4 separate regions of the Homo sapiens genome follow, and regions 1, 2 and 4 are each linked to region 3. The links are chromatin contacts, found by Hi-C or POLR2A ChIA-PET in ENCODE. All regions are on one chromosome and are shown on one strand. Each heading gives the region's core, a stretch centred on a gene start or an enhancer-like site at or near the end of the contact. The rest is flanking DNA. Distances are from core to core; before and after follow the strand shown. Region 1 holds the start of WDR55 (WD repeat domain 55). Region 2 holds the start of SIL1 (SIL1 nucleotide exchange factor). Region 3 holds the start of MALINC1 (mitosis associated long intergenic non-coding RNA 1). Region 4 holds the start of PAIP2 (poly(A) binding protein interacting protein 2).

Evidence for each region. A loop is a pair of places that touch in the nucleus more often than their neighbours do. ChIA-PET counts read pairs that join two places held with the same protein, here RNA polymerase II (POLR2A). Pooled maps may share reads with other maps.
Region 1: a map of naive thymus-derived CD4-positive, alpha-beta T cell shows a loop between it and region 3 (14-fold over the local background). The contact joins the promoter of WDR55 here to the promoter of MALINC1 in region 3. A Hi-C loop is called at or near these places in 1 of 168 maps with a recorded cell type or tissue (naive thymus-derived CD4-positive, alpha-beta T cell) and 7 of 50 pooled maps. POLR2A ChIA-PET finds 5 or more read pairs at or near these places in 1 of 52 experiments (OCI-LY7).
Region 2: a loop to region 3 is called in a map of naive thymus-derived CD4-positive, alpha-beta T cell, with 7 times the contacts of the local background. The contact joins the promoter of SIL1 here to the promoter of MALINC1 in region 3. A Hi-C loop is called at or near these places in 2 of 168 maps with a recorded cell type or tissue (CD4-positive, alpha-beta memory T cell and naive thymus-derived CD4-positive, alpha-beta T cell) and 9 of 50 pooled maps. POLR2A ChIA-PET finds 5 or more read pairs at or near these places in 1 of 52 experiments (activated T-cell).
Region 4: a map of naive thymus-derived CD4-positive, alpha-beta T cell shows a loop between it and region 3 (7-fold over the local background). The contact joins the promoter of PAIP2 here to the promoter of MALINC1 in region 3. A Hi-C loop is called at or near these places in 3 of 168 maps with a recorded cell type or tissue (CD4-positive, alpha-beta memory T cell and naive thymus-derived CD4-positive, alpha-beta T cell) and 10 of 50 pooled maps.

The regions. Positions count from the first base shown.
Region 1 is chr5:140,662,848-140,669,247 of GRCh38, reverse strand. WDR55 (WD repeat domain 55) reads right to left here and starts at 4,344. Exons shown (of 7, transcript NM_017706.5): 1 at 4,145-4,344; 2 at 914-1,014; 3 at 746-833; 4 at 457-636; 5 at 258-357; 6 at 1-169. The coding sequence starts at 4,335. LOC124901088 (a long non-coding RNA gene) reads left to right here and starts at 3,811. Exons shown (of 2, transcript XR_007058968.1): 1 at 3,811-3,883; 2 at 4,091-6,400. RefSeq lists enhancers at 4,210-4,339, 4,690-4,849, 4,267-4,933.
Region 2 is chr5:139,195,860-139,201,643 of GRCh38, reverse strand. It overlaps SIL1 (SIL1 nucleotide exchange factor), which reads left to right and starts at 3,276. Exons shown (of 10, transcript NM_022464.5): 1 at 3,276-3,375. RefSeq lists a silencer at 3,071-3,600.
Region 3 is chr5:140,104,209-140,110,589 of GRCh38, reverse strand. It overlaps MALINC1 (mitosis associated long intergenic non-coding RNA 1), which reads left to right and starts at 2,578. Exons shown (of 4, transcript NR_102741.1): 1 at 2,578-3,181; 2 at 4,100-4,294; 3 at 4,828-5,003. It overlaps LOC124900193, which reads left to right and starts at 1,321. Exons shown (of 4, transcript XM_047417990.1): 1 at 1,321-2,806; 2 at 4,129-4,294; 3 at 4,811-5,003. The coding sequence starts at 1,605. The coding sequence ends at 2,531. RefSeq lists enhancers at 1,767-2,268, 3,379-3,478 and silencers at 2,419-2,678, 2,689-2,748, 2,779-2,848.
Region 4 is chr5:139,339,929-139,345,461 of GRCh38, reverse strand. PAIP2 (poly(A) binding protein interacting protein 2) reads right to left here and starts at 3,608. Exons shown (of 4, transcript NM_016480.5): 1 at 3,482-3,608.

The sequences.
Region 1 (6,400 bases), core at 3,095-5,594, 560 kb before region 3:
TGATGACTCCATCAGTGGAGCCAGTACACAGCAGACTCTCGGTGACTGGAACCATGCAGTCGATAGATTCAGCTCTCAGGGCAAAGCGGTCACTTGTGGCCCCAAAGCCATTCCAATTGAAGAGGTAGATGGTACCTTCACTGGAGCCACAGGCTACCTTCTTCCCCCACTGCAGGGAAATAGAGAAAACAATGTGGAAGCTGCCTCAGACTAAGCCCCCAGCACACACCCCTCCATCCCACCATAACCAGCTGTACTTTCATGAGAGTGACAGAGGTCAGGTCCCCAGACTGAGGTTCTGAGAGCAGCTCAAACCGACGCCTCTTAATGTTGAAGATGCCAAGGCAGCCATCCCCGCTGTAGAGAGTAGAGCAGTAGGCTTAGACGCAAGGTCTATTTGAGGAAGACATTTCACACAGGGAGGGGAGGGGAGGCAAGGCAGCTTTGAAGTTGTACCTGGCTGTCAGCAGCAGCTTTTTGGCTGGATCCAGAGCCATGTCTGCGATGTACTCTTCATGTTGCCTCATATCCATTAAGGGGCCCTCCTTCCGCTGGTCCCAGAGACAGATACCACCTGTGTCATCCCCAGTGGCCAGAACATTCTCATCCACCAGCAGAAGACTATTGATGGGGGCACTAGAGACACAGATGTAGAACTTCTTGGAGCATCTCTGTCCCAGTGGGGACCTCCTGGTCCTTACCCTTCACCTCCATGCACATACACAGAATTGGCTGCTCTCCTTACCCATGAGCCTTGGAAACACGTCTTTCCAGTTGGCCCTGCTCCACATCTAGAACATGGATGGCTTTGTCCTTGGAGACAGTAATGAGCTCTGGGGAAAAGGTGCCCAGGTCATGGTGCTGCTCACTGCTCCCTTCCACCACATTGCTGGTTGTCTTCCCCAGTACTCACTCTGCCCATCTTCAGAGAAGGCCACAGCTCGGCAGGCCTTGAGATGGTGACCTGATGACCAGAGCTCCTTGGTTTCTCCCTCTTGGCAAGAGTAGGAAAAGCTGGGGAGAGGGCAAGGAGGGTAAATGACTCCAGACCCAGCCTGGGTTGCATTGAGTGCAGAGACCAACTAGACAGAGCAGCCTTCCCACCTACCTAAGAGTTCCTGCTTCTACACCTCTAAGCCCAAAAAGTTTACCATCTCATTTCTCCATTTTCAGTGAGTTTGAAATGTTAGGTCCTGCTTTTTTCAATATATGTTAGTTCAAGGTATATTTGCGCAAGATTTCTTTGTGATCCCACCCAACCCCTCTTTATCATCTTTGAAAGCCCCAGCCTGGACAAAGATTGGGTCTGGACCACTGTGGAGGAGATATTTGTTACATCAATGACAAAAGACCAGCCCCAGAAGTTAGAAATCTAAAAATCAGTAAGGTAGAGCAGGCTCTTGCACTTCAGGTCTGCAGGAGCTAGAGAAAGCCACAATTAATTACAGTACATTGAGAGTACGTGCTGAAAAAGAGGCAAGATCAAAATGGAGGTGGGGGAGAGGCACCAGCCTGTAAACAACTTTGAGGTGAGTACTGTTTATGGAATACCCCCAAGTGCCTGCCTCAGAGCAGATCCTCAAAAAGGGCAGAATGAATACATGCTTAATTGCCAGTGAGTTCCAGGTAGGCAGAACTGAGCCTGCTCATTTTCTCTATCCCAGTGCTGAACGTGAAAAAGTAGCTTAATAAACATTCACAAATTGAATGAATACTTGGGAAGGGAGAAGAGAGCCCTGGAAAGCTAAGGTGGTGACATGTGGGTTGGATCATACAAGAGTAGAATTTGCCTGGCAGAGAGCAAGGGCCAGATACTGGAGGCAGCAGAGATAAGGAATGAGGAGGGTTCCTTGTAGCAGGAGAGTAGCATGACTGAATCTAGAAAGATGGGCTGGGGTGGGCATGAGACCACATGAGCCAAGCAGAAGTTTGAATTTAATCCTCGGAAAAGGAACCTTTTCACAATAGTCATGGCTGAGGGTGGGGAAGGGGAGAACCAAGAATTTTCCTCCAGAACCTTTTTTAAGACAAGGGAAGCAACAAAGTTGTGTGGAATGTGAAGAAAGGTGGATGTCTAGGGCAACTCCCAAGTGCCTGGCACCATAAATATGGATAGTAGTAGAAGGGAACCTACATTTGTTGAAGAGCTGCTTAGGTGCTGTACTGCAAACTTGTCCCCTCTGCAAGGGTAGGTATAATTCCCCCTTTCAAAGATGAAAATACAGAAGTTAACACGCTCAAGGCCATTACAGCTAATGAGGGGTTGAGGTTTAAATTCATTAAGTAAATCTGATAAGCATAACATCTTCAACTTTTCCACTGCCTCTAACCTGTATCTTTTGTTCAAAATCAAACATGTGTTGAGCATCTACCCTAGACTAGAGGTTGGAGATAAAATAGAGAACAAAACCGATGACAGATTACACTCCAGAACAGTGTTTTTTCACATTCTAGTCATATAACGGACTAGTAAGCTACGATCAGCATTTTGTGTACATGTACACAATAATAGAATAAAATCAGCAATTGTATCACAGAGCATCATATATAATGTAAAAGGTATTTCTCTGTGAGGCAAGGTCAAAGACGTTTGAAAAACATTAGTGAAGGAGACAGCATTCAAATAATTACACAAATGGACATATGGTTACCAACCATTCATTATTAAGGGAAAGGTACCATGGCACCTGGTGCCATGGCAGCATCTAACAGGTAACCAATTTTAGTCTGGGGAGAGAGGAAGAGGGAAGAGATCCTGGAAACTCAGAGATAGTAGGTAAAAGTGAGGGGAAAGGAGTTTTCCGGACAGAATAGCACATGCAAATGGGCTGAGGTTTCGAGATTTTTTTTTGAGATGGAGTTTTGCTCTTGTTGCCCAGGCTGGAGTGCAATGGCACGATCTCGGCTCACTGCCACCTCCACCTCCCAGGTTCAAGCGATTCTCCTGCCTCAGCCTCCCGAGAAGCTGGGATTACAGGTGCCCGCCACCACACCCAGCTAATTTTTCTATTTTTAGTAGAGACAGGATTTCACCATGTTGGCCAGGCTGGTCTCCAACTCCTGACCTCAGGTGATACCCCACCTTGGTCTCCCAAAGTGCTGGGATTACAGGCATGAGCCACCACGCCCGGCCCAAGACGTATTTTTAAAAGGTATGGATGAATGAGCACAGATGGTCAGGGCGTTGAAGGCAGGATTGAGAAATTTGTACTAAATCCTAAAAGCAGACCATTGAAGGGTTTTAATCAAGGGAGTGTCTCACTCTATTGTCCAAGCTGGAGTGCAGTGGCACGATCTTGGCTCACTGCAACCTCCACCGCCCGAATCCAAGTGATTCTTCTGCCTCAGCCTCCCGTGTAGCTGGGATTACAGGCCCGCGCCACCACACCGGGCTAATTTTTGTATTTTTAGTAGAGACGGGGTTTCACCATGTTGAACAGGCTGGTCTCGAGCTCCAACCTCAGGTGACCCGCCCACCTCGGCCTCCCAAAGTGCGGGTATTACAGGCGTGAGCCAAGATTTGTGGTTTGAAAAATCACTTAAAGGGGCCTGCTGAGCCTGTCTCGGGCACAATATAATAATCCGGTAGGAGTCCGGGCACGGTGGTTTACGCCTGTAATCCCAGCACTCTGGGAGGAAGGCAGGTGGATCACGAGGTCAGGAGTTCAAGACCAGCCTGGCCAAGATGGTGAAACCCCGTCTCTACTACAAATACAAAAAAAATTAGCCGGGCGTGGTGGCGGGCGCTTATAATCCCAGCTACTCGGGAGGCTGAGGAAGAGAACTGCTTGAACCCGGAAGGGGGAGGTTGCAGTGAGCCCAGATCGCGCCACTGCACTCCAGCCTCGGCGACAGAGCGAGACTCCGTCTCAAAAATAAATAGGTAAGTAAATAAATAATAATCGGTGGGAAATAACAAGGCCTTAAAGGGCTTTTTGGCCTACTACGGTATCTGGGCTCTGTCACGACATTCCAGTTCTTTCAACAGATTGGTGTGATAGAAGAGCCGAATGTTACTGAATAAATTGGACCCAAAGAATCTTGCAAAATTTGTCTCCCTGCAACTTTCTCTCATCTCTCCTGTTCCCAGGTCCACCCCCGGGAAGCTTCCAGACCCGGCGCCCCGGCCCTGCCCCGCTCTCACACGAACACGTCCCCGTCCACGTCCCCTGCAGCCAGTAGGTCACGGGCCGGATGGAACGCCAGCCCACTAGCCGGAGCTTCCAGCACGATGTCTTCCGGAGTGTCCCGGATCCGGGTTGGGGCTTCCATGGAGTCTGGGTCCTCCTCGTCGCTCCCATCCTCAGCGGGCCTCTCCTCACAAGTGCGGTCCATGCTGAGAAGGACTGCGAGCCGCGCCGCCGCAGGGTAGTCAGCCTCGGAACCACCCACACTGCGGGAGGAGTAGCCTGGCACTCCGCTTCCGCCTCGGGGGGCGGGGCCGGAAGTGTCTCCGGGACGTTCTTCCTCTTACAGGAGAGGTGGGTGGGCCGCTGCTGGTGCGGGTGGAGCGGAGCGAAGAGACCGCATCTGGGAGATCGGCTACTTCCTTGTCCTGCTGTGACCCCGTTTGGGCTAGGTAGACGGTGCGACCGTCAATTCCCTCCCTAGTCACGTCACGTAAAGTTGAGAACTGCGTGTAAATCTTTCCTCTCCTACTTCATCCAGACAGGCTTAATGCCCTTGGGATAGGAGAGAGGGACGCTAGTCCTTCGTGGCTTGGTGAAACCCAAGATCAAGTCAAGCGACAGCCTGGGCTGTCAGGAAGCCGCAAAATCCCACGCTGCGCGATGACATACGGGAGTCTGGGACAGCAGGCAGCTCAAGCAGCTGGTGTCCACGCCCCTAACGTCTTTGTGGCCAGTTTGCTGTGCCAGTTCCTACAATTTGTCTACAGAAACTCAATGGGCTGGACAAGCAGTGCTCAGTTACCAAGAATTTTTTTTTCTTTTTTGTTTTGCTTTGTTTTGAGACAGGGTCTTGCGCTGTCGCGCAGGCTGGAGTGCAGTGGCACGATCACCGCTCGGCTCAAGCGATCCTCCGAGTAGCTGGAACTACAGGCACGCGGCACCACGCCTGGCTAATTTTTATTTATTTATTGAGACGGAGTCTCGCCCTGGCTGGAGTGCAATGGTGCGATCTCGGCTCACTGCAACCTCCGTCTCCCGGGTTCAAGAGATTTTCCTGCCTCAGCCTACCGAGTAGATGGGACTAGAGGCGCATGCCACCACGCCCAGCTAATTTTTTGTATCTTTAGTAGAAACAGGGTTTCACCATGTTGGCCAGGCTGGTCTCAAACTCCTGACCTCGTGATCCGCCCGCCTTGGCCTCCCAAAGTGCTGGGACTACAGGCGTGAGCCACCGCACCTGGCCAATTTTTGTATATTTTGTAGAAACGAGGACTCAGTATGTTGCCCAGGCTGGCCTTGAACTCTTGACGTGTCTTCCCACCTCAGCCTCCCAAAGTGCTAGGATTATAGGCGTGAGCCACGGCGCCCAGCCCCTGAATTTCTTTTTTTAAATCAAGGTCTTGCTCTGTCACCCAGGCTCAGAATGCAGTGGTGTGATCATAGCTCACTACAGCCTTGAACTCTTCGGTTCGATCCTCCTGCATAGCTATAGACTCATGAACTCCTGGCCTCAAGAGACTCTCCTGCTTTGGCCTCCCAAAGCACTGAGACTGTGGGCATGAGCCATCGAGCCTGGCCTCAGAAACTGAATTTCAAACCCACAATCTCCAGGTCTTGCTTTTAGTGACTCTCCAGATGTCTTCACCTGTGCCATGTCTCTGTGACCATTTTTAATAATTGGGACTGCCTACCTACATCCATAGAACCATGGTGTCATTTGTCTGAAATTAGCCATTCTAGGTGCTATTGCAGCAAGGCCCAATTTCAGCCTCTTACATGCCATGCACAATACTGGCTTCCTCACAAAAACCTGTCCTACCAAGGTGAATATAATCAAAGACAAGGTAATGGCTAAGGTGACTTTCTAGCTTTCTTGGATCTGGTGAGGCCACAAATCTTGGGCTCAGGGTAGACAGTGGCAGCGTGGCATCCAGCCAGGAAGCAGTAGTGACACCTAATGATGAGCACCAGGCCAAAGTGCTGGTAATGAGCAGAAGGGAAGAAAAGGGAAGGGAATGGTGTGATTCAAAGGTCAACAGACCTATTCTGGGCCTTGGCAAATGTTTCAGGGTGATGAAGGGCACCAAACCCTTCTGGTCTAGGATAGGAATTCCTGTACCTGCAGGGCCACACTATATCAGCTCTAAACCCAAAGCACTTCCCTAAGGTTACACCTTTAGCCAAGGAGACAGTGATTTGTACTCAACATTAATAAAGCTCATAGTACATAAACTCATAAAAGGTTTTGGTTCCCACCCATAAGTGATTTT
Region 2 (5,784 bases), core at 2,027-4,526, 910 kb after region 3:
TAGAGTCTTGCTCTGTCGCCCAGGTTGGAGTGTAGTGGCGTGATCTTGGCTCACTACAACATCCACCTCCCAGGTTCAAGCAATTCTCCCTGCCTCAGGCTCCTGAGTAGCTGGGATTACAGGCGCCCACCACCATGGTTTGCTAATTTTTGTATTTTTTAGTAGAGACGGGGTTTTGCCATGTTGACCAGGCTGGTCTTCAACTCCTGACCTCAGGTGATCCGCCTGCCTCAGCGTCCCAAAGTGCTGAGATTACAGGCGTGAGCCACTGCGCCCAGCCTAAAAGGAAATTTTAAACTTACTTTTGCTCAATTCCAAGACTTATATAAGGAAACAAAGAGAGGAGACTACCAAAATTCCAGCACCCACTGTGATCACTGGACTTGCACCCAAACTTCTCACCTTTACAGTGGGCCTCCTTGCTTAAGGCCGTGTAAGTAGAGGCTGTCTGCTTAGGTTCAACCTTGCACACTGGCTTCAGCAACTCAAGAGGCTTGATTTCAGAGCAAGTTCAGAGCAAGTTCCTCTGAGAAGGTAGTTCTGTCAGGGTATGTCTTTGTCTGTTGGGACTACTATAACAAACACCTTAGGCTGGGTAATTTACAAACAGAAATTTACTGCTCACTGTTCTACAGACCAGGAAATCCAAGATCAAGGTGCCAACAGATTTAGGGGCTGGTGAGTGCTTGCTCTCTATTTCAAAGATGGTGCCTTGCTGCCTTGCTTCACATGGTGGAAGGGGAGATCACTGTGTCCTTCCACGGCAGAAGGGGCAAGGCAGCTCCCTTCAACCTGACCATTTTTATTTTATTTTATTTTTTTGAGATGGAGTCTTGCTCTGTCGCCAGGCTGGAGTGCAGTGGTGCGATATTGGCTCACTGCAACCTCCACCTCCCAGGTTCAAGCGATTGTCCTGCCTCAGCCTCCTGAGTAGCTGGGACTACAGGTGCACACCACCAAACCCAGCTAATTTTTGTATTTTTAGTAGAGATGGGGTTTCACCATGTTGGCTAGGATGGTCTCAATCTCTTGACCTTGTGATCCGCCTGCCTCGGCCTACCAAAGTGCTGGGATTACAGGCGGAAGCCACCATGCCTGGCCCAACCTGCCCACCTTTTAATACTATCACATTGGATATGAGGTTCCAATGTATGAATTTAGGGGAGACACCAACATTCAGACCATGGCAGAGCTTTTCAAGGTTTGGAGACCAGGCCTGGGGTGGCAGTGGGAGACAGACTATCCCTTTCCTACCACATACCTGAGCTGGTTAGATCCGTCCCAAGGAGAAAGGCCCCGCTTTGAGCGCTGGCAGCTGTGTTCAGCTGGACTCTTCTCTTGGCCCAAGCATTCATTTATTCATGCTATTATAAGATTTGAGCTTATTCTATTTTTAAGGCTCTTACTCTTGTAGCACTTTATTAACATCTTTTTTATAACTCGTGCCAGTCTTATTATAATTTATATGTTCATTCTCTAATTTATCACTCATGAAATATTTGTTGAATATTTATTATCTGTACTTATGGTACTAGGCAGTGACATAAGCTAGAATTATTCTTAGGCCCAGTTCTTCTCACTGGTCTCCTGGGTGTTCCAGGGGAAAAGTGAGCTGTTCTCTTTCCAAATCAGGCCCTAGGTGTTTTATCTAGACCTTTCTCATAAACTGGCACTATTCACTGAACTACTGCCCAGGGGCTTGTTCTCCCTTCCCATACTAGTAACCAAGGTTTGCTCAGTGGCTATGAAGTCAGTTTCCCATCTGCTTGAAGTAAACATAATCAAGAAGGTAAATTGTCTGCTAGAAGCTCATAGAGTACATGGAAAAGGGAAGGGAAGTCCAGAAATAGGTTGTTTGCTATTGGGAAATACTTGCCATTTGGGGAGGTAACTGTCTGGATTACTGTTTTCTCCACTCATGAATGACCAGGAATCACTATGTGGGGGATCTGAGGGCAGGAGGGGGCAGTCATTTTTATTCATCAGGTTAAGCATGTCTAGGCAAGGGGAAGGTCTAAAAGTGGAATAGTGGAAAGAGAACAGGACATTGGAGACACTTAAATCTAGCTTTAACTCCCAGTTCTACCACTTCCTGACTGTATGACTTTGTATAACTCCTTTAGCCTCTTTGAGCGTCAGCTTCTCCATTTATAAAAAGGGGATGACCATTCTGCTCAGAGGACGTTATAAGTAAATAAAATATATATGCAGCACCTGGTACAGAAAGCATGATATTCACTGGTACAGCAGAATTACAACTGCGTTGACACCAGCCTGGGCAACATAGCGAGACCCTGTCTGTAAAAAAAAAAAAAAAAAAAAAATTAGCCTGGCAACGGTGGCACGCGCCTGTGGTCCCAGCTACTGGATGGAGGCTGAGGGGGAGGATCCCTTGAGCCTGGGAGGTCAAGGCTGTGATAAGCCAAGATCCTGCCACTGCACTCCAGCCTGGGGGACACAGATTCTGTCTTAAAAAAAAATCAGAATCGCAAGTGACCTTTATTTTATTTTATTAGATTTTGAGACAGAGTTTCACTCTGTCACCCAGGCTGGAGTGTAGTGGCACGATTTTAGCTCACTGCAACCTCTGCCTGGTGGGTTCAAGCGATTCTCCTGCCTCAGCCTCCCAAGTAGCTGGGATTACAGGCGCTCGCCACCACGCCTGGCTAATTTTTGTATATTTAGTAGAGACGGGGGTTTCACCATGTTGGTCAGGCTGGTCTTGAACTCCTGGCCTCAAGTGATCTGCCTGCCTGGGCCTCCCAAAGTGCTGGGATTACAGGTGTGAGCCACCGCGCCCGGCCACCTGATGCTATTTTTAAAATAACTGGTCCTTGTAAAAAATCTACACAAGTATATAAAGTGAGTGGCTTAAAGGTGTCCTATTTTGCATGAATTTGCGAGAAATTTTATTGCTGGAGACTCTCGGCTTCTGTCCCAAACTGAGTCACAAGAACTTGATTTATTTTTACTCCGCACCCCTCTGATTGCTTTCTGAGGGTCCTTCCGCTAGAAAGAAATTACATTGTTGGAAAATCAGACAGGAAACTTCGCAGTTCCAGCCTGGAAGCAAAAGCAGGCGTGAAGCTATCTCTTCAGCCCTCCCTCCCCCCAAGGGGAGGGGCACGGGGGCAGCTCGTGCAAGAGTCTGCAGAGGGCGGGGCTAGGGGCGGGGCTCCCACCTCGGTGCGGGGCGGGGGGCGCCGCGCGCTGGTCTGGCGGCCCGCGATTGGGCGAGGCCGCGAGCGGCGTGACAGCTGCCAGCTCACCGGCTCAGACGGTCGCCGCCGCGTTTGCGCAGGGGGAGCTGGTCGCCGCCGCGGCCGCCTGGAATTGTGGGAGTTGTGTCTGCCACTCGGCTGCCGGAGGCCGAAGGTAGGGGCGGTGAGGGCCGCCCGGCCCTGGAGCTGGGCGGGGGGCTCAGGGCGCTTCCTGGGCCTCCTCCTGCCGGCGGCCTCGGCGCCTTCCCAGCAGTGTTCTGGGGACCCACACATCCTCACTAGTGTCTCCAAAGCGGGACGTCCAAGTGGGCCCGGGGCTCCCTGCCGAAGGCCTACCTTTCTTATCTTTCCCACTCAGAATGTCTCCATTCACCTCTTTATTGGCAGGAGATGGGGCCGTGGAAATTTGAGATTGGCTTTGGCTCCGCACCTGTTTTTAGTGCCCTTGCCTGTTTCATTCTCCCAGCCTAAGTTTCCGTATCTGTCCGAAGAAGGGGTGGTTTGGTGTTGATCTCCGAGACCCGTGTGTCTCTTCCCATGTGGAATTATTGTCACTCTCTTATTGCTTGTTTTTCTTTGTCCTGGAAAATTTGCCTTTAGAGGTTACAGACTGGTTAGTGTTATCTCTCGGATCGTCTAGGGGCTTTGTGCATAAGCCTTGGGCTCCATTCCCTGGGATTTCCGATAAGATGGTGCGTGGGCAGCTGTACCCCAGGGGGTTCTCATTCAGGTGGTCCCGGAATCCTGGCTTTGAAAATCCCTGCTTCAGAAGTCAGGAGAGAATGACTTGACATATGAGCCCCTGGAATGGGGCTCTGAGTGGGAAAAGCCAGGAATCAGGAAATGCTAACACGTGTGAGGCTGGGGCTTTCTTTGCACCGGAGGAATTAGAATGCCATTTGATGTCTTTTAAAAATATTTGACTACCTATATATGTAAGATCAGTTTTCTAATATTCTTAAATGCCTGGCTTCGTTTAAAGTTCAGTTGGCTTTCCCACCTCAATAAACCTAAATAAAAACATGATCTGAGAGATGGGGCGGGGGTTAAGTTAACCCAAACTAAGTAGACAGGAGGAGAATGAAACTTACATATTTGCTAAGAGAAGAAAGTGATGTGTTTATAAACAGTTTTTTTTTTTTTTTTTTTTTTTTGAGGCGGAGTTTCGCTCTTGTTTCTCAGGCTGGAGTGCAATGGTGCCATCTCGACTCACAGCAACCTCCGCCTCCCAGGTTCAAGCGATTCTCCTGCCTCACCTTCCCGATTAGCAGGGATTACAGGCATGCGCCATCGTGCCCGGCTAATTTTCTATTTTTAATAGAGACAGGGTTTCTCCATGTTGATCAGGCTGGTCTCGAACTCCTGACCTCAGGTGATCTGTCTACCTCGGCCTCCCAAAGTGCTGGGATTACAGGCATGAGCCACCTCGCCTGGCATATAAACAGGTTTTTTTTTGACATTGTGAAAGATATTTTGTTGTGTGTGTGTGTCTTTTCTGCTCTCACCCCACCCAAGTTTTTTTCTTTTCTGATAAAAGTATAGCCAGATTTGGGGATTGGGTAGGATTTTGATGGGAGCCAGAGTGTAACGATATTGGGATTGATATTTGTATAACATGGGTCAGAACTTGGTCTGTGGTTTTGAGAACATGGCTCTCGGGTTTTTAAGATGGTGTTACCACACCACATTTATTTCCCCTTTCTTTCATTTGTTTAGTGAATTTAATCTGCTCATGAATACATGTGCTGTTTTAATGAAATTGGCAATAGAAGAGACGTTCTGCTCCCATTTTACAGGTGATGGAAATGTTAGTAGGGATGCGGCAGTCCAGGAATGAAAAGTTGCCTAGTACTTTGATTCCCACTTACTTCCCCTTCCCTGCTGTTTTCTGAAGGCCAGCTATTACTTCTCTACTGAGGCCAACTGTGAGCCCTGGTGTGTTTCATTGGCAGGAGAAGAGGCTAATTAAGTGAAACTGAAAGGTAACAAAATGGATTTTAAAATAACTGACATGTGGGAACTTGATCCACCAATGAATGTTCTCCTTTAGAGTGATGTGTGCAGGTGTAGGTGGTGGGAGTTGAGGATGGCGTGCCTAAGTGATTTGGCTGTTGTCCAAGGCAGTTTTGAAAATCCACCTCTGGAATTGTTTTCAGAGACCTTTTTGAACCATGCGAGAGATCAGTTTCTTTAATATATTAAACCATACTGTATTATTATTATTATTATTTTTCAGATGGGGTCTCACACTGTGGTTCAGGCCGGAGTGCAGTGGCATAATCATAGCTCACTGCAACCTTGAACTCCTGGGCTTAAGTAATACTCTCACTAAAGCCTCCTGAGTAGTTGGGACTACAGGGGCGCACCACCAGGCCCAGCTAATTTTGTAATTTTAATTTTTGTAGAGACAGGGTCTCGCTGTGTTGCCCAGGCTGTTTTTGAATTCCTGGCCTCAAGCGATTCTTCTGTCTTGGCCTCCTAAAATGTTGAGATTACAGGCGTGAGCCACTGCACACAGCCTATATATATTTAACCCCGAATGGCATGGGTAAGCAACCTTGTC
Region 3 (6,381 bases), core at 1,329-3,828:
TTAATAATCTAAACAATATACTAACTTGGTGAATGAAGTCTGTTCTAGTATCCAGCTGTTTGAATTTGTTAATGTAAAACAAATAGTTGTAAAACTAAATGTATAATTTCATTAGAATGTAGGAAAGACAAAGGGAAAACGAAATATACAGCAAATTAATATGCAGCAAAAATCCATGTTAATGAAAAACATCAAAAAGTAAACATTTCCTTTCTCCTCACAATATGCTTACAAAGACATAATGTCTCTAGATTTCTTGAGCCCTTTTATTATTAATACAACAGACACATTTTAAAGAGAATAGAGACTGCTTTATTTTTAATCCCACTGTCTCTATGTATTTAACAAACTCTTACCAACAAAAAATTGTGCGCAAAGAAATACACATTAGGCAGAACAAAAAAGAAAAAAGCTTTAATTTTCTTCAGCCTGACTACAGGTGATTCTGAAATAATCTAATTCAGTTTTGGTTTTATAAAGTAAAAATCAACACACATTTATAAAATAGACTTGGAAAGAGGTTGTCTACCTCTGGGTAGTAAACCCTTCTGATTATAGAGTTCCTAATAGAAACAATATGTTGATTAATATTTTACAAAATCACAAATTTCCAAAATAAAGAACATTAGAGCTTGTGTTTTCAAGTGATACTTAGATTAAATACCAGTCTTAAACCAGACAACTATCTTCAATACCCAAATCATTAAAACTAACTGGGATGTTGTACTGTAAATGTTCAAAGTGGAGGAATTAGCCATTTCTTCTCATGACTGTCTACCAAAAAAATTGAGAAACTCTCAAATAAATCTTAACATTTAACAACAACAATGACTAATAGTAACAGCATTTCCCAGATCGTTCTTTAAAAGCGTATTCCTTTTCCATAGCTCACTTAATCTTGAAAATCATGCCTCTTCAATGCTATTTTAATGTTTCGGATTAAAGATATGAAGTAAACATTTAATATATGAAGAGAACAATCCACTTGATAAAAATCCTCGCATTTCCAAAATGTTTTCATTTTAAGCATTTGCAGAAGTTAAATAAATGTAGCAGACATTCTAAATTCGATAAAAAATTCAGAGAACCCGACATTTTATGTACCCCAAAGGTCCAAACAGAACCGATGTAAATGTCAATAGCTGTCTCCCTTCCGGCTGATACTTAAATGGTTTTACTAGTACTCAAAGCAATGAAATCAGCAACTCTCTCTCCACACTCTAGTCAACACTCCAATTTCCAAAGCCGCAATTCGCAAACGTCAGTTGGGCGGGGGCGGTGGGGGATCTTGAAGTAATCCAAAAATTTCCTTTCCCCTTTGACAGTCCACCAAAAGATGTCAAACCAAATCCAGCCTATTGTAAAGCTCTGGGACCTCCCTTCCAAGGACACCGAACACAAGCTTAGACACCGCTGCGAAAAGCTGTCCAAAAGCGCCTGGCCGGACAGAAATGTAAGGAGCCCAGGCCAAAACGAATTAGAACCCCCAACAGAGGGTCCCGCAGACACCGCGGAAAAGAAGGTGGCATTTATTCCGGGGTAGACAGCTACGAACCAGTTACCCCAGCCAGTCTCTGGGGGCTCTCCAACCCAAGTTCAGGTTTATGGCAGATATATTGGTTGGGTGCCTTCCCCTACAAACATCACAGCCCGCCTCCGGGGCCCACCGCCGCTCACAGAGAAGACCCCTCAGCTTCACATCCGTTCCTTTTGCCCTCGGACAAAGGCAGAGGAGCTGTGGAGCTGACCCAGCGCTGTGGGGCAGTAAAAATGCCTTGTTCGGGCCACCCATCTTTGGGCCCGGCTTCATCTGCGATGTCAGCACCAAAGGTTTTTTTTTTTTTTTTCCTGGTTTTGTTTTGTTTTTACAACGCATCCTGGGCGGGTGTATGCATTTGGTGGTAGTGGGGTGGGGGGAACCGAACAGAGGAGGGGTTGGCAGTGAAGCCTGGGTTATAGAACTCTCCTTCCTCTCCCTCCTTCCAGGGTTGCCGTGCAGGGAGTGTCAGCCACGTCTAGCGCACAGTCCCAGGCCCCAGGGCGAAGGCGGCCAGGGGAAATGGGGCTCAGGGATTGCTAAGCAAACGCATCACTGGTGGTCTCCAGCGCCTGCGGAGGTAGGATCGCCTCTTTTCTTAAGGGGCGTGTTATTTTGTTCTCTTTTGAAAGTAGGAGGGGGTTCATTCGTTTCTCGCTGCGGGGGGTGGGAGAGAACGTTGCTGCACCGCCTGGGTCTCCAAGAGGGAGGGTGCGGGGATGTCTGCAATGGTACTATAATTATTCCTGGGCTGAGAGAGCAAGTAAAGGGGACGGGGCGAGCGTCACCTGGAGCTGTGGCAGTGGCAGCAGGGAAGGTCGCGAGGGGCTTACCCGGGCGGGCGGGCGCTGTCCTGCCGCAGGTGAGGGAGGGCGCAGGCTGGCGGGAGGGAGGGCGCGCGCGAGACAGGCGCGAGGAAGGGGGGAGGGGAGGAGGGCGCGCGCGCGCACACCTGTCCTGGACAGCGGCGCTAGCCGAGCTGCGCCTCACTTAGGCTCTGCGGGCTGAGGAGGAAGGAGGGCGGGCTGGCGGGCGGGGGCGGGACGCCGAGGGGAGGAGGAGGAGGCGGCTCGGATGGCTGGCTCGGCTCTCGCTCGCTCTCCCTCCCATGGGCAAGTCCGGCTCACACCCTGCTTCTCCCGCTCACTCACAGCCCCCTTGGCTCTCCCTCCTCCTCCTCCTTCCCCTGCGGGATCCGCTCGCCGCCGCCGCCGCCGCCGCAGACGGCAAGTCGTGGCAGCCAGACGTCGGCGCGTAACCCGGCGCTCCGTGCGTGACTCCAGGCGACGTCAGCGCGCGCTCCGCGTTCCCCACCCCTCCTCCCAACTCCGTGGCTCGCGCCCTTCGCTCTCGCGTCCCTCCGTTTTAGCTGCCGCCGCGGCGGCCGCCGAGCGCGCTCTTTCCGCCCCCTTCTCGCGCGTGAGCGCGCCCTATCGGCTCCTGGCGCGTCAACATTCCGCGGGCCAGGCCTTGGGGCGCGTCTGAGGAGGGGGATGTCTGTGGCCTCTCCGCCCACACTTCCTCCACCCACCGCCCACAGCGCCCCAGAAGGACCTATTACTCGTTTGGCTTCTGAAGGCCGAAGCCAGGCTCTGGCGGGGATAGAACCCTGAAGGGCCTGCGCCAGCTCCAACTTAGGGCCCTGTGCGTCGTTGCGACTTCTGCTACCACCCTATCACGCGGCACCCCCGCCCCAACTCCGCCCGGGTCTCTGAAGAGGCAATAGGCCTTTCATCTCCGGGGAAAGTCTCACCTTGGCCCTCAGACACCCGCCAAGAGGGGTCGGAAGGACAGAATTAGCATAGAGAAGAGTGGCTAGAGCACTTTTCAGGCTCTGGCCCCAGGAATCCTTGACAGGAAGCGTGGGGTTGCTGCCCAGCCTCCCACGCAGTGTAATATGTTGAAGCCGGGCCCCTTTGAGGGAATGCGACTTCCTTGGGCCGAGGGGGAAAGGGTAAAAGTTAATTTTCATAAAATGCTATGCAAGGGCTAAATGTGAAATTATAAAATGTCCTTTAAGACAGTCTTCTTGAAATCGTATCAAGTTTGACAAGATTTTTGGTGCACGGTAACGCTTTTGCTCGCTTTCTACGCTGTCACGTCTCCATCCTGCAACACTGAATACGTAGATGGAACGTGGATCAGCTAATAACTGCAGCAAAATAAAAACTGCATTTATCATCTTTATCATTATTTAAATAGACCTCCGAGAAGTCAAACTGTGATTTAGGAAAACTTAATCATTGCCTCAACCTATTTAACTATTTTGTTTTGAAGTTACTTTGCAAATATACCACAAAATCCCTCTTTGTTAGGCAGTGGTAGACTTTTAAACTCACTTGTTAGAGAATCTTTCCCAGAAGCATATCTAGTTGAGCCTGCGAGGCAAGTAGGACTAAGGTATAATTACTCCCATTTTACAGATGAAAATTTAGTTATCAAAATGTAAGTCAGTTGTTCAGCATTGTGAGGAGTCTATCACTGATAAAGGGAAAACTCTAAGGTCTATTATTGCCTGCTTTATTCACTAAACCAGAAATCTCTCAATTGTTTTTTTCCAAGTATCTTTTGCTGCCTCTTACGTATTGTAGGCAGTGCCTGATGGCTGAGAAGAATCGCAGAGGACTAGAAAAGGTTTGAGTCTGAAATTATCTGGCACAGAGGATTAAAGCTCAGAAATAAGTGATTGCGAAACAGTTCAACTTCCCTGTTAATGACAACAACAACAGCAACACGCTTATTAATTCCTAGCTGGAGGTGAGAAAATGAGACTGGCTTAAGGGTGATGGGTCATTTCCTTTGAATTGCTTCTTTATATTCACCTCATCTTTAGGTGGCAGCACTACTATATAAATATCCTTCGAAGTACAGTCTTCTGCATCTTAATATCCTAAAGGATATTCTGTCCTAAATGTTTCCAACTGTATTGTGGAGATTAGAAACTGGTGATTTAATGATCTAAAATCATAGCTGAGAATTAGAAAACTTGGAGGTTCTAGAGGAGGAAAAACAAAGGCTATCAGACACATTAATAAAATACATGGAGCTACGGAGGGAAAACATTAGAAAGTTTCAAGAAAAAAGTTTTTTAGGTGTATGAGGAGCAAGTAGCATCTCTTTAAACCTTGTCTTTTATTGAAACATAGGACAAGATAACCTTCCAAAGCAAACCATCCTTTCTCAGTACTGCATATTTATCAAGCATTTACAGGTTCGAAGTTGCTAGTTATATAGTTGCTTGTACTCAACTGTAATTTAAAAATTCCGATGCAGTTTTTCCTAATTAACAGCATCAAGCTTATGAAGATTTCCAAGACTTTATTGTTGACCCTTGTTGAAGAGAACTCTACTTGGCTTCTTTCCTGGCTTTCCTAAATTGTTCACATACAAGATAAACTACCGTCATTCAGACTTACAGAAGTGAGAAGACAAGCTGAACCAAATGTAAAATGGTAGCAATTTACAGGTAATTCTGTATCTTAATTTCTCCCACATTTTTAGGGTAAAAAATTGTGATATATGGGGGTTATTTGGATCAAGTGTTTTCTAAGTAGAACTTTGTCATAATTAATTTTATGTATTTATAGTAGTTCTCCCTGTGTCCCTTTATCCAAGCAACACAATACAATTGAATTTATATGCATTTCAAAATAGACTCCATTTGATTTACCGTGTAAATACAACCACCAAGGAATATAGAGGTATGACAATCAGGAGTGAGAAATAAAAGCATTTCTGGATAGAGGATGAAGTGTTAATAGTCTTTCTTTATGGCGTCTTCCATCTATCTCAAGTCAAACTTGGAGGAGGAGTCTCAAGCAAATTGGTAGTACTCAAACTCTGCAGTATTATGTTAAGATTTTTAAGCTGTCTGGTGCCAACAAATCATGCAGCCTGGGGGCCTTTGCTCCAAACTTCTGCCAACTCCATTTTGGCAGTAAAATGTTCTGTTGAACAAAGTTTGCACGTGTTTAGGGTGTGAAGTGGTTCCTCAGGCATTTATCTAGTTTTATTCCAGTTTAGGGACTTGAAGACAAGGGTCAGAAGTGTGAGACTTGTAGACTTGATATGTGCACTGAAACATACTATATAGTAGCAATCTTGAATTTTTGGTTTAAGCAAGGACAGCTTTTTCTTTGTTGATACTGGAGTTATTAAAGTGAATCCTTTAGTTTACTCCTTAAAGGCTAACATGGTATCGAATTGGTTTTCATAAGCAGGTAAGCAGAACCCTCTCTGTTGAGGGTATAAAGCTGGGGAAAATCATTCCTCATCCTCCTAACTACACCACCACCAAAATGTGTTTATCCAGATGAAACTCACTAAACAATAACTTGAGAGCAAAGGGACCAGTAATTATTTAAACTTGATCTCATTTGTCAAATTTTATGTAACTATGAGTCTCTGATCTTTTTTAGTATCAGTTGTCTGGCTTCATCTTTTTAACCCATCTCCTCCCATTCTGGAATCATTGGTTAACAGCACCTGAGCCAGATGTGTGTGCTAATTTGTTTTATTCCAAGGGTTCCTCTTCCAATAGAAAATGTATACAATCTCAATTTCCATTATTTTTTTCAAGTAATTCTTACAGAAAATCCTTATAGAATGTGGGATAACAGTTTGAAAGTCATTGATTAAGTACTATTGAAGCATATTTTTCTTTATCATTTAAGAGTAATGGCAAGAATAAAATACCAAAGTAAAAGTAACAGATGTTGAAATGATACTGTTGTCTTACATTTACCATAATCAGCAAAATGTAAATTTGTAGGCTACAAGTATGACAATTTGAAAATGGTAGTTATTCTTGATACTTTTACAAAGAGTGTGACCTAAATTCTTAT
Region 4 (5,533 bases), core at 2,359-4,858, 770 kb after region 3:
GTTAAAGAGGATCGCAACATTTTTCAATTGGTCTGTTTTCCACTCTGAAGTCTGTGAAAAGCACCGAATTTTTTGTTTTACTATTTGGCACAGTAAGGTAACGATTAAAAAACATGGGCTCTGGGCTGGGCGCGGTGGCTCACACCTGTAATCCCAGCACTTTGGGAGGCCAAGGCCGTTGGATCACGAGGTCAGGAGATCGAGACCATCCTGGCTAACACGGTGAAACCCCGTCTCTATTAAAAATACAAAAACAAAAGTAGCCAGGTGTGGTGTCGGGTGCAGCTACTCAGGAGGCTGAGGCAGAAGAATGGCATGAACCCTGGAGGTGGAGCGTGCAGTGAGCCGAGATCGCGCCACTGCACTCCAGCCTGGGCAACAGAGCAAGACTCCGTTTCAAAAACAACAACAACAACAACAACAACAAAAACCCATGGGCTCTGGAACCAGGCTGCTTTACTAACTGTGTGACCATGGCAAGTTACTTAACCTGAGTCTCGGTTTCCTCATCTGTTGCATGGGAATTAATAATAGTACCTAGTTAGAGAACCTAGCACATAACAATTGGCATTAACTATCTCGGTGATTAAATATTTAGGGCAGTTAAAGGTCTCTAGACCAAGGGACAAGGTAAAAATTAGAGATCTTAAATCTACAGAGGTGAAACAATGTCACAAGAAAATCCCAAAGTCTACCCTAATCTCAACTGTAGTGTAACAAGGGTAATTAGGTGAGAGCAAGAATGGGTCATCCTAACTGATAAAAGCTCAAGTACATTAGAAATGCCACCCAAATTTATACAAACTGATATAAGAAGCAGAGGCTATTCAAATTCTCCAAACGTGTGCCCATCCAATATGGTGGCCATCGGCTACACAGATCTATTTAATTAAAATTTAGTTCTTCATTTACACTAGCCACATCTCAAGTGCTCATAACCACACACAGTACCTACATCATTGGACAGCACCACTCTAAACAATGAAAAAATTAAGAAAAAAGGGAGTTTTTTGGAACTGAACCTTAGCCTATATCAAATGCAAACTATTCATGCACCTGTGCAACAGGTGGTCTAGATCACAAAGGCAATGACTTGGACAACTTTAATCTTAGACCACAGTCAGAAGACGTAGGTTCAAATCCCAGCTATGCTACATAGCCACCTTAAAGTACCCTAGACCTGTCACTAAATCACACAGCACCACATAATGGTTAAGAGCATAGAATCTCTGGACTATCTGGATTTGAATTCCGACTATCATAGCTCTGTGACATTGGGAAAGTTACTTCACGTCTCATTTGTTATCTTCATTTTACAGTAGGGCCTACCTTCTAGCTATGTTGTGGATCAAATTAGTTAATATTTGTAAAGGCAATGAGAACAATGCCTGGCATTATTGTTATATAAATATTTGCTAAATAAAAATAATCTTTCAGGCTTCTATTTCTTTAATTCCCAAATGGGCAAGATAAAACTTGCTCTGTTGGGAGGCCGACGGGGGCGGATCACAAAGTCAGGAGATCGAGACCATCCTGGCTAACACGGTGAAACCCTGTCTCTACTAAAAATACAAAAAATTAGCCGGCGTGGTGGCAAGCGCCTGTAGTCCCAGCTACTAGGGAGGCGGAGGCAGGAGAATCGCTTGAACCCGGGGAGGCGGAGGTTGCAGTGAGCCAATTGCGCCACTGCACTCCAGCACTCCAGCCTGGCGACAGAGTGAGACTCCATCTCAAAAAAAAAAAAAAAAAAAAACTTGCTCTGCCCATTTCACGTTTCATGATAATGAATGACAATAGGATGTAAATTACAAGAAAATGTTTTAAAAGCACAAAAGGTTATTAGATTACAAGGGGGCAGAGGTCTTGCCTTCCACATTCTTTAATCTCCCACAGTATCAACCAAATTGCTGTGCTAAGTGTTCAAGTTTTTCACTAAAACTGGAGCATCACACTCTAGAGTCATAAAGTGATAAACCTGAATAAAGTGCAGAGTGCTTATTTAAGGAAAAGCCTGCTATAAACTCATTCTGACCAAAAGAGGGTGAAATTACCTACCTCAATTTGAGTTCCTAAGGAGCAACGTGCACAGCCTTGAATCATTAGAGGAAATCTCCATTCCCTAACCTCCATCCCTTAAAGAAACACAAGTGGGTTCTATAGTTCTTGTCAAGTTACCTATCCTGTGATTTTGTGTGTGTGTGAAAAAGTTTTATTCAAGTTCACAACTGACAAGTAGTATAAACAGACTAATTTTCCCCAAATATCCTGTCTTTCACTAACTGGAAACAGAATCACAAAAGCAAATAGTGGAGTCTCATTAAAAATTATTGTAGAGAACTTTTACTTATTGCAAACACAACCTACGCCAGAAGAAATTTCAAAAGCGACTTAATGAAAATATAAACCAACACCTGATCTAACTGTGCTAATGAAATCTGTGAAAAAACAATGCCACCACGTTTCAACATTAGCCAGCACACCCAACATGAACATCTACTTTCCGTTGAAATAAACGTCAAAGGCTGTCAGCTGCTACACCTTCCAAGGCAAATTGGAAGCCAAATTCTTTCTAGAGTTTGGGGTTTTTATGAGTTGATACGGGTGCCAAATCAGGGAAAAAAGAAACAAAAGGAAGCAGGTAAGACCCCTTTTAGGAGTCCCTAAAAAATATCACTGCTGGCTGCTGCAACAAATGTTTTGAAGACCTAAGTTCACCACAAGCCTTATTTATTTCTGGTGGCGATGGTGGGGAAGGAGGAGAGTAAGCACAGAAAATTATTAAAAGGTAAGAGGACCTTAAAGTTCATCTAACTCAACGCCCTCCTAGGGTAAGGGTTCCCAGTACCCCAAAGGTTCTTTTTTCCAGGGCATGAGCTGCAATACAACCAAAAATAAGGGGTAGCGATGGCGAAGAAACGGGAGAAAGACGATCTTCTGATCAGGCCCGTCGACGGTTGCAGCGTTCCCCCAAGACGCCAAGAGCCCGCCAGTCCCTCCGCCCCTCTCTCCCCAAACCCCAGCCTCGGCTGAGGCGCGCACGCGCAGCAAGTAGGGGCTGCGCGTGGCGACGCGCAGGCGTAAAGTGGGTAGAAACAATAAGCTTTGTTGCCGAGGCGGTGGGAGGGGGGCAGGGGAAAGGGTACCCGGCGGAGGGATAAAGGACCGGGAGAATGAGGAACAGGAGAAAGTGCTATCCCGGCAACCCTCGCGCCACTGAGGACCCGGATAGAGAGCTGCGAGATCCAAATCATTAATAATGACAATGAAAAAAAAGCGACGGCCATGTCTCGGAGAAGACAGAGACGAAGTCGGCCCAAGCTCATCCCTCAGACTTGGTGGAAAGAGGCAATGAACAACGGAGGCCGCAATGGACTCGGTGGCCAACCACCCAGGGAACCCTTTAGGCCCCTCTGCCGTCGCCGACTTGCTGTCCCTCGACCTCCGCACCCCTGTCGCCACTCTGCCCGAGAGGACCCCTCACCCAATGCACAGCAGCGGGGACGGCAGCCAACGAATCCTGTCGGCCTCCGCGGATCTCCACAGGCAGCGCCGCTCCCCCGCTCGACGTGCGCTTCGCCCGCCGCCTCCCTTCTCCAGTCCAAACAAACACCCCAGCCCGGAAGTGACTTCACTTCCGTCGCCGCCAACCCCGCCCTCTTGTTCTGTCAGCTCTGCCCTCCGAAGCCACTAGAGAGCGCGCGCGAGAACGCGCGACCCCGAAGTCTGTCTCCAAGGCTGCACACGTGTGCACGCGCAGCAGCCTTTCCAGCGCGCCCCTACGGCCGGCTGCCGGGTGTAGCAGGAACGCTGTCGCACGTTCTCTCTGGAAGGCAGGAATGGGGGCGTACCACTGTTCCCACACCCGCCCATCTTCCGAGAATGATGATATGCAATGAGTGAGGCAGCTGGGGACTGAAGAGCACCCTGACAAGATACACAGGCGTGGACTTTCACAGACATCACACACCCCCCCAAAAACGTAATATTTAGGTAATGACATAGCACACACATACCCATACACACCCCAAGAATGATACACAATGTCACACAAACAGCGACATGCACCGAGTCACGTCAAGATCCTGACACAGAAAAATAATAAACTAAGGGAAATCACAGAGGCGTACTAAATGATATGCAAACATCCGCACTCAGACATGTGCAGGCACAAAAACACACTTTTTGAAGCTGGATGCAAACGCAAAATACAAATACATGTGCAACTTCTTTGTGGCTAAAGGAGGAAATGCCCTGTCCACACAGGATAGAAAAGTGTGACCTCCGGGTTCAAGAATTTTGTAGTCCGTGATCCTGGGTGCACTGGCCCCATAGTTATTCTTACCCATGCTTCCTTCCTGTCATCGTTGACAAGCCCCAAGATATATTTCTAGTGACACTAAGCAATGTAAAGAAGAGAGTATGTTTTTGTTTTTTTGTTTTGTTTTGTTTTTTTGAGGCGGAGTCTGGCTCTCTTGCCCAGGCTGGAGTGCAGTGGCGCCATCTCGGCTCACTGCAACCTCCGCCTCCCGGGTTCAAGAGATTCTCCTGCCACAGCCTCCCAAGTAGCTGGGACTACAGGCGCACGCCAGCACACCCGGCCAATTTTTGTACTTTTAGTAGAGATAGGGGTTTCACCGTGTTGGCCAGGATGGTCTCGATCTCCTGACCTCGTGATCCACCCGCCTCCGCCTCTCAAAGTGCTAGGATTACAGGTGTGAGCCACCGCACCCGGCCGAGAGTATGTGTTTTACAAATCTGGATGTTCAAATGTGTAGATACTATCTTTGAAAAAGGGACACAAACTAATTTCTTCCCTTTGGAGAGGGCAAATGACCGACTAGGAAATGGGTGCAAATAACTATCCTTTTCTCCTGAAAAATTTGAATCTTTTAAAAACTATATGCTTGTAGTATTTACTAAGACAAAAAATTCCCTCCATGGGAAGGCTTGAATTTAGAAACCGGGTTGTTCCTCTTCAGAGCTATTTCATTCACTGAATACTCTTCTGGGCCAGTCCAAAGCCCCAAAGAAATGAATGCAGATGGTTCTGCCCTAGCTCCTGGGTCAACCACCTTGGCAGCACTTACAGATCTATATTCTAAACTGTGAAGATAAGCTATCAATCTGAGGCTGAAGGAAGTCTGAACATAACAAAATAGGTATTTATATAGTCTGAGATGACTCAGACTCTCTTTTTAAGACACAGTCTTCCATCACCCAGGCTGGAGTGCAGTGGCATGATCACGGTTCACTACAGCCGCAACCTCCCTGGCTCAAGCAATCCTCAAACCTCAGCTTGCAAAGTAGCTGAGACCACAGGTGTGTACCACCATGCCTGGCTAATTTTTGAATTTTTTGTAGAAATGAGGTTTTGCCATATTGCCCAGGCTGGTCTTGAACTCCTGGGCTCAAATGATCTGCCCGCTTCAGCTTCCCAAGGTGCTGGGATTACAGCCGTGAGCCACAGGGCCTGGCCTAACCCAGACTCTCTTAAAAGGTAAGCATGAGGCCAGGTGCGGTGGCTCACACCTGT